2 separate regions of the Homo sapiens genome follow, and region 1 is linked to region 2. The links are chromatin contacts, found by Hi-C in ENCODE. All regions are on one chromosome and are shown on one strand. Each heading gives the region's core, a stretch centred on a gene start or an enhancer-like site at or near the end of the contact. The rest is flanking DNA. Distances are from core to core; before and after follow the strand shown. Region 1 holds the start of HEMK2 (HemK methyltransferase 2, ETF1 glutamine and histone H4 lysine). Region 2 holds the start of BACH1-IT2 (BACH1 intronic transcript 2).

The links. A loop is a pair of places that touch in the nucleus more often than their neighbours do. Pooled maps may share reads with other maps.
Region 1: a loop to region 2 is called in a pooled map, with 7 times the contacts of the local background. The contact joins the promoter of HEMK2 here to the promoter of BACH1-IT2 in region 2. A Hi-C loop is called at or near these places in 10 of 50 pooled maps.

Annotation. Positions count from the first base shown.
Region 1 is chr21:28,882,127-28,886,889 of GRCh38, reverse strand. HEMK2 (HemK methyltransferase 2, ETF1 glutamine and histone H4 lysine) reads left to right here and starts at 1,523. Exons shown (of 6, transcript NM_013240.6): 1 at 1,523-1,678; 2 at 3,819-3,905; 3 at 4,640-4,730. The coding sequence starts at 1,545. RefSeq lists enhancers at 1,106-1,664, 1,610-1,669, 1,665-2,224.
Region 2 is chr21:29,369,819-29,374,355 of GRCh38, reverse strand. BACH1-IT2 (BACH1 intronic transcript 2) reads right to left here and starts at 1,855. Exons shown (of 2, transcript NR_046564.2): 1 at 1,793-1,855; 2 at 376-1,114.

The DNA.
Region 1 (4,763 bases), core at 274-2,773, 490 kb after region 2:
TTCTATATGGCAGTTAAGAGGAGTAACCTAACCATATATCAAAACATAAATCTCATATAATGTTGACTGAAAAAGAAATTTGAAAAATATGTCCAACCTAGTACCAGTTATGTAAATTTTAAAATACACCGTATGTTGCTTATAAAGATATGAATGTTTATAAACGTATAAATACAAGATCCATGTTTTTACATGGATTAGATGGACATACACTAAATCCATAAGAGCCTTGGAGAGAATGTTACACAATTAAACTGAAGGCAAATAGAGAAAGAACATCCATCTTATTTGTAATATTTTAGTTCTTGTATTTAAAAAATATTTTAAGGAAACATGAGAAAATACTGTCATTTCTGGGTTTAAAACTTGGGGTTTTGAAATTTGTAACCCAGCCGGGTGCGTTAAAGGCTCACACCTGTAATCTCAGCACTTTGAGAGCCCAAGGCGGGTGGATCACCTGAAGTCAGCAGTTTGAGACCAGCCTGGCCAACATGGGGAAAATCCGTCTCTACTAAAAATACAAAAATTAGGCAGCCGTGGCTGCAGGCGCCTGTAATCCCAGCTACTCCGGAGGCTGAGGCAGGAGAACCGCTTGAACCTGGGAGGCAGAGGTTGCAGTGAGCCTAGCTCGCGCCACTGCACTCCAGCCTGGGGGATACAGCGAGACTCTGTCTCCAAAAAAAAAAAATACATAAGTAGAAATAAAATAAAATAAAATTTGTACCTCAAATACTTTTCTGTATTTTTATTTCTCAAATTTAAAAAACGAGCTGTAAAAATGTTTCATTGCGAAACAAATTTCAGAAATTGACTCAAAAAGAATGCAAATACTTGAATAGTCTAATAACTTACAGATGTTCCAAAACATCAAAGATCCATTCACTCAAAAAGGCACCAAGCCCAGCCAGTTTTAAGGCTTTCTACCTAATGTTCCAGAAACAGTGTCCTAACTCACATAACGAGGGTAGCGTAATCTTGGTAAAAAAAAACGGAGCCAGATTATTAGCCTCCCCAATTCAGCAGTGTATTAAACCGCATCATCTTGCTTAAGGTTTATAAAAAGAGTGCATTCATGATTCATCAGGAAGGCAATTTATAAAGTACAGTAAAAAAACGAGGAAAGTCTTCATCTTTATAGCGTAAAGCTTAAAGTTCAGCTGACAAAAAAACAGTAAAATTTATTATGTATTTTTTCAAATCCTTGCAAACTAGGAATAAAACAGAATTTCCAAATATCATTAGAATGAAGAAAGAACATTCACCTTAGTCAAAAACAACTCAGAATGCCCACTATCAGGTTCTAGTTCACAGAATAAAATTTAAATGTTCCAAAGAAGAAAGCAAATGTCAATAGTCACGGATTATACAACTGTCTACTTAGCAATTTCAAGGAGAGCCACTGACAAATTTAGAATTAAGACCCAACAACAACACACTGGTCGCCCGGGACGCCAGCCCCACTCCTAGGCCTGCGCATGAGGGTGAGGGCATGCGCATGCGCATGCGCACGCCCTGCGCACGCGCATGGAACGCAGCGAAGGACTATGGCAGGGGAGAACTTCGCTACGCCGTTCCACGGGCACGTGGGCCGCGGCGCCTTCAGCGACGTGTACGAGCCCGCGGAGGACACGTTTCTGCTTTTGGACGCGCTGGAGGCAGCGGCTGCCGAACTGGCAGGGTGCGAGGAGGGGAGGGGCTCTGACGGGAAAGGGTTGCGGCTTTCTGAAGAAGTGCGGTGGAGGAGGGCCGGAACGGTGACTATCACCGCCCTGAGCCGGAGCAGGCGGGGTCCACTTGCAGATGATTGACAGCCAGGACGCCGTAATTGAGAATTTTCCTGTAGCTACAAGTAATGAGTGTGCCGGGGACGCATCTCCTTTGCCAGGGGGCTGCTCTGTCTCATGAGCTCCCTGACTGCTTACCATGCAAAGGCGTATCTTTTCCTGTCGCCTGTTAATCTGAAGAACACATGTCCCTGAGAGAAGCGATAGTATAACACGTTTGGAAACAAAATATTCCGGAAACATTGCTTATTAATATTTTTAAAGTATTACATATTAAAATTGCATGGTATTATTTGATTTACTCAGCACATAGAAAGCACCCTTAACAAACATGAAAGAAAGTTGTGTTACTGGAGTGGGGAAATATTTTTAAACCCACTGAATAGCATACTCTAGCACCAGCCAGTCCTCACATGTGGCTACAGAGCGCTTGAAATGTGGCTAGTGCTATTGAGGAACTGAATTTTTCATTTAATTGTTACCAAAAAAAAGTTACATGCAGCTAGCAGACAATAGTCTACCCTAGCACTTTATTTAAATGGATTTATTGAAGTGATCGCCATCAATTTTAAATTAATAGCAGAAGGAATGAATACTGACATTGTGATTTTTAAATGTAAGGAATTTGGGTTGTTAGATTTGTTTGAAGATAAGATGAACTGGGTTTTCTCAGGATGGAACAAACAGCTTTCAGGTTTCAAAGATCTATATTGTATTTATTTATCCCTCTTAAACTTGGTCATATTTCTCCAGTATAAAATGTCCCAGCTCTTATTAAACTAGTCTTTCATTGTAGATGATGGAACTTTTGGATCTACTGGAATATACAGTGGAACAGTACTGTTTTATAACTTGTCTTTTCTTCTCAAGATAGCCCAGAAAGATTTACAAGCACAAATTGCACTGCAAAGTATGCTGTAAAAGGAGCTGATTTTGTTATAAAGTCTTGGGTTATTTCTAGTTTGGAATTCTAATTATTTATGAGACCATGATAGTTATTTTCAAAGAGAAGCCACCTGGTGAGATTCTCAGACCTTACTACCACCTAATAAAGACTTGTCAGATGTGTAGACTGGTTCCAAAAGTTTAAAACCTCTGGAGCTTGTCACTGGGTAGTTGTTTTGGGAGTTCAGTGCTAAAAATTTCCCTAAATGCCATCAAGCTGATCTTTTTAATGGGGATGATTTATGCTTTTGATGCATGTATAACATTATAGAGGGCTGGCACTGTGGTTCGTGCCTATAGTCCTAACTACTTGGGAGGCTGAGGTGGGAGGATCACTTGAGCAAGCCCAGGAGTTAAAGGCAGCAGTGAGCTGTGATGGCACCACTGCACTCTAGCCTAGGTGACAGAGCAAGAGCCTGTCTCTAAAAAAGAAGCAACTTCCAAGATTATAGGCAAGAAAATAAATTTAATGGAAAGATAAAGTACAGTAGAATGAAGATTTTATAGTTAACAGCATTCTAAGATGGTTAACATTCAAAGATCAGATACTATTTTCCCAATTAGCATATAGCTGTCCAGAAAAAGAATTTTTGTCCTGCTCTATTATTGGGGGACCTTTTAATTCTCTAGGATATACTGATGGCTCTATGAATGTTAGGTATTAAAAATGATAGAGGAACTTTTTTCAAAAATAAATTTTGTAATAATACAAACTTTATTTTAGGAAATACTAAGCTAGGAGCTCCTTGTGCGAAGGAATGATGTCTTTCACATTAATATTTCCAACCCTAGATTAACATTTTTCCATACTTTTTAATGTAATGGTTTGTTGAAATTAACTGAAAGCCATGTTTGGTAATAGATAACTTTTATGGACTTATATTACGTACCCAAAATATTAGTAATTTTGAGTTATGCAATATTAAGTACAAAGTAGTTGTCAGAAATTATAAATTTCTATTTTCATATATTTGCAGGTGAGTGATGATGCTAGAGAAATATATATGCTAGAAATAACACTAGCATGAGAGTTTTCTGTGAAGAGTATTTTGATTCTACTATACTAATATTTATTTATTTTTTTTTCAGAGTGGAAATATGCCTGGAAGTAGGGTCAGGGTCTGGTGTAGTATCTGCATTCCTAGCCTCTATGATAGGCCCTCAGGCTTTGTACATGTAAGTATATCATATTCATCTAGATCTTCCACTGACAGGTTAACTATGATAACTCTAATGAAATAATTTTTAAAGAGACAGTATGTATCTTATAGTATTTAAGCATAGCAAAAACTCAGATTACAAACTATGCTTCCCTAAAAATTATTCATGTTCAAACTGCTCCATCATACTACGTAATTGTAGAAGCAGCATAATTTTAGATCATCTCTAAATTTGATTTCTTAGCTAAGTAATTTGATATCATAAGACATTTAAAGTTGCTTAAATTTATAGAAGATTGGGAATGTAGAAAAGTATAAAGAAGAAAATTAAAATCACCTATAAATTTTACCATACATGGTCCAACTGTGTTTCCTTCTGTTTTTTTTCATTTCCTGTGTTTTTAATTTAATTTCGTCTCATAAACATTTTCCTATCAAAAATTCCTTTTAAATTTCATTTTTGGTGGCTGCATAGTACTCCTTCATTGGATGTATAATTCATAAATTCCTTCAGATGTCTGTGCATGTATGTGTATTCTTCTACTCTTGGACATTGTATCAATATAACAGTCTTTTTCATCAATAGAACAAATCCTTGTTCTCTTTTTCTTTGCCATTATTGAATACGTTCTAATTTTTTTTTTTCTAAATCTGTTCTGTGTAGAATTAATGGAACATACCTTGATATTACTCAGTAACAGATTTGCCTTATGGACATAGGATATAGTTTCCTTCCATTTCTGTTTATAGGTGCACTGATATCAACCCTGAGGCAGCAGCTTGTACCCTAGAGACAGCACGCTGTAACAAAGTTCACATTCAACCAGTTATTACAGATTTGGTAAGATAATCTTTGTCCAGTAATAATTTTCTT
Region 2 (4,537 bases), core at 606-3,105:
CCCCTTTTTTTTCATCATACTGGGATCCTATATTCCTGATTGCCTACTTTCCAGGTGAGTTATCTCCTCTGGAGTTCCCACCTCTCTACTGGATCTCTTATGTAACCACCTGATATGGTTTGGCTGTGTCCCCACCCAAATCTCATCTTGAATTGTAGCTCCCATAATTCCCATGTGTTGTGGGAGGGACCCGGTGAAAGAAAATTGAATCGGTTTCCCCCATACTGTTCTCAAGGTAGTGAATAAGTCTCACAAGATCTGACAGTTTCGTAAGGGGTTTCCCCCTTTCCTTGGCTCTCATTCTCTCTTGCCTGCTGCCATGTAAGATGTGCCTTTCACCTTCTGCCATGATTGTGAAGCCTCCCCAGCCTCATGGAACTGTGAGTCCATTAAACCTCTTCTTTCTTTATAAATTACCCACTCTCAGGTATGTTTTTATCAGCAGTTTGAAAACAGACTAATACACTATCCTCAATGCCTTTCTAATTCTACCCATTGTACATGGATTGGACTCCTCAATGCCAACTCCATTCATGAAATACTTTCCAAGCCCTTTCATACCCAGCATGTACAAATTGTCCCCAGCACCTTCTTAACAAGTATGTCTGAATAACAGAAAACTACAATAATAATGCATGTCAGAATTATATGATGTAAAGATGTGTCTGTCACTGCTACCAGCTCTATCTATACCTCTTTCTCTGTAATCCTTATAACCATCTGACACATTAGGTCACATAGCTATTTAGCGGTGGACTTGAGCTTCGAATCCAGGTGTTCTTGGGAAACTTGCAGATCATAGAGAAGCATGAACACAAAGAATAAGTGTGGCCTTCCAGTGGTGGGGGCAGGGTGTCATGAGACACAGAGCAGTGGTAGGTCTTATGCAGAGCCTCTTTAGGGTTTTACACCACTGGTAGAAGAATCTGTCTCTAGACCGAAGAGTTCAAACCGAGAGACTTCTTGCTTTCTCACAAAGACAGGCTTCTGGCCATTTAGCTGCTGGGCTTTTCATCAGCCTTGAGGAATGAGAGACCTTTGTGGAGCTCTTGTTTCTAGGCGTGAGAGCAGGGGAGAGGCTGAAAAGCATCTGACATTCCTGGCGTCCCATTCTCTAGACAAGAGGGGACACTCATAAGGGCCTAAATACCTGTCCAAAGGCTTCAGTCACAATCCCTACTCTGTAAGGAAAATCTTGGCATCATTTCATCCCATACAACTAAGAAGAAAGATATATATCATGATAGCATATGGATGTGTTAACCATCTTCCCCCATTTTCACGTTTTAAGAATTTTAGGGCCGTGCATGGTGGCTCACGCCTGTAATCCCAGCACTTTGGGAGGCTAAGGCTGGCAGATCACAAGGTCAGGAGATCGAAACCATCCTGGCCAACATGGTGAAACCCCCGTCTCTACTAAAATACAAAAAATGAGCCAGGCGAGGTGGTGTGCGCTTGTAGTCCCAGCTACTCGGGAGGCTGAGACAAGGGAATTGCTTGAACCCAGGAGGCAAAGGTTGCAGTGAGCCAAGATCATGCCACTGCACTCCAGCCTGGCGACAGAGCAAGACTCTGTCTCCAAAAAAAAAAAAAAAAATTTTAGGTCTGGGGTGAGTTGGAGTATTGCTGAGGAGAACCTTTCTCAAGGGCAGGGCTCTCGGAGATCATGTTCTCATGGGTCCCCGGGACCGGTCCTCAGGCTCGCTAGTTTAAGGTGAGTGGAGTGGTCTCTAGGAGCAGAGCATGATAACAACGCTAGGTCACTCATTTACAACGGACTGTAATAAACTACCTTTTTCCTTCCACCAGGGGGCACCATTCACATAGACTTCAACAGCAGTGGCATCAACAGGCCTACAAAGTGGTGGTGGTAAAAAACACACTTGAGACCATCATATGTATCTGAAATCAGATACGATACCTGAAAAACATAAATCAAATTAATGCTCATATGGTTGCTTGCTGTCCAAGGAATTCAAAGCAAAGGTGGAAACTGACCCTTACATCACTTCTTCCTTCTAGATGAATAGCATCAGCTACATTTTCTTTCCCATTATGTAATGTTTCTATTCTGACCACCCACCTGTGATGGACATAGTCTTTTTAGATGTGTTAGTTTTAATATTAGTCAAGACTTAGTCTCAACCGTTCTCTATTAAGTGACTTTGCAGATATCTGATGTCATCTCCATTAATGCAGATTTTCATGTCAGATTCAGCTCTGAGTTCACCTTAATGCGGTGGTGGTTCCCATAGTGTAGTGCCCAGGCCCCCGCATCAACATCACTTGGGAACTTGTTAGAAAGGCAAGTTCCTGGTTCCCAACTCAGACCTACCTACCAAGTCAGAAATCTAAGTGTGGGGCCTGCAATCTGTGTTTTTACAAGCCTAACAGGGGATACTAATGCATGCTAAAGTTTGAGAACCACTGACTTAATATACAGTTTCCAACCCGGATGACACTAGAAACAACTACGGGACTTTACAAAAATATGGGTGTCCTGGCTTCCCCCAGAGCCACTAGGGTAGTGGAAACAAATGTCACTATCAAATGGATCTGGGTTTGAATTCTGGTTTTGTCACTCACCAGCTATGTGCCTTGTGGAGGCTCCATCTTCTCATCTGTAAAGTAAAAGTCATCGGACCTGCCTTGTAGGAAGGTGTAGGAGGGGAAGGTTCAGCAAATGCCTCATAGAGAGATTGACTCATAGTACATCTTCTTCCTTGGCCTCCACCGCAACTAGAATCTTATTCACCCGGCCTGTGAGGGTACAGTTCTCACCTTGCCCCAGAATCACCAGGTGAGAATGATTTGCTAGACCCGCTTTCTGAAGTTTCACAAATGGACAAACATTTTCACAGCTGTTACTGGGATTTTGCCATAAATCAGCAGGAACACACCCGAGATCTGACAAAGCTATTTCAAACTCTAGATCAATGAGGAGGGAAGTTGCTATGAAGCCGGGTTTGCCAACTGAGAGCATTGTAATTGTTCGAGTTGCTCTTGGGATCTAGCTCAGATTCCTGCTGACACCAGAGAAGTGAAGAATGAAAATAGTTGCCTAGAAAATCAGAAGCAGCTCCCCAAGTTACCTGCCACATACAGGTTTGTTTTTCCTTAATTATCTAGGTAATTGCTTTGCTTCCTCTACCTGCCTTTACCAAGAGATGCCTGGCCAGAAGAGCGAGGAATTAAAGTACCTGTGGAGGCTGCCCACCGAGTGAAGCTGCAGGCTGCCCATCCCATCGCAGTAGCTCCTTAGTTGTCAGTAGGTTGTTTCTATGAATGCCCCCTCCATCAGAAACCAATGAGGTTTTTCCAATTAATCTAAATCCCTGCTCTTGTGGAACTGGTGCGGAGACAGTGGTTAAATGCTAAATTGTCAGCCCAAAGTCAAATCCTTTTATTTAAAAACATAATATGCAGAATGGCTTCCTAAAACAAAAATTGGGAAAATTGTTAACATAGAGACTTCCAGGTTTTGCCAAGGGTACAACTGTTTTCTTAAACACAGTTTTTAACAATTACGTACAAATCAAACCAAAGTTCATCCAACCCACTCTCTGAATTAGTCTCAGTACAATGCGCATAGACAGCTATCACTAGAGTTAGTGAATATTATGGGAAAAATTAGAGGCAAAAGTTGAGACTGGAGCCGGTGAGAGTTAACAAAAACACTATTTATATAGAGAAAAATACATTTTAGAGAAGTATAAACATACTGCTTGGCATCAACATAAAAGCCCAAGTGCAAGTCAAAGGTAACCCAAAAGGCTCATAGGTCCTCAGACTACAGAAACCCCCCTACTGATGGCAACAGAAGGTCTGGCCTTCCACATGCTACTTCCTTAGTGTTTGTGGGGGAAAAAAAAATCCCACTGTATAAATTAGAATAGGCCAGATCATGCTACAGTAACAAATAACCCCAAAGTCTCAGTAGCTTACAACCACAAAGGTTTACCTCTTTCCCACTGTATTCAGGGTTTTCCAGAGAAACAGAACCAATAAGGGATTTAATAGAGAGAGAGGGGATGAGGGGGAGAGATAGTGATATGGTTTGGCTCTGTGTCCCCACCCAAATCCCACCAGGAACTGTAATCCCCATAATCCCCATGTGTCAAGGTCAGGACCAGGTGGAGGTAATTGGATCATGGGTGCAGTTCCCCCAAGCTGTTCTTGTGATAGTGAGTTCTCACGATATCTCATGGTTTTATAAGCATCTGGCATTTCCCCAGCTTGCACTCTATCCTGCCACCCTTGTGAAGAAGGTGCCTGCTTCTCCTTTACCTTGCGCCATGATTGTAAGTTACCTGTGGCCTCCCCAGCAATACACAACTGTGAGTCAATTAAACCGCTTTTCTTTATAAATTACCTAGTCTCGGGTATTTCTCCATAGCAGTGTGAGAATGGACTAACACAGATGGACTAATTATGAGGAATTAGCTCGCTTGATTATGAAGGCTAAGAAGTCCCATGCTCTGCCATCTGCAAGCTGCAGACCCAGGAAAGCTGGTAGTGTAGTTTGGTTTCGGACCCA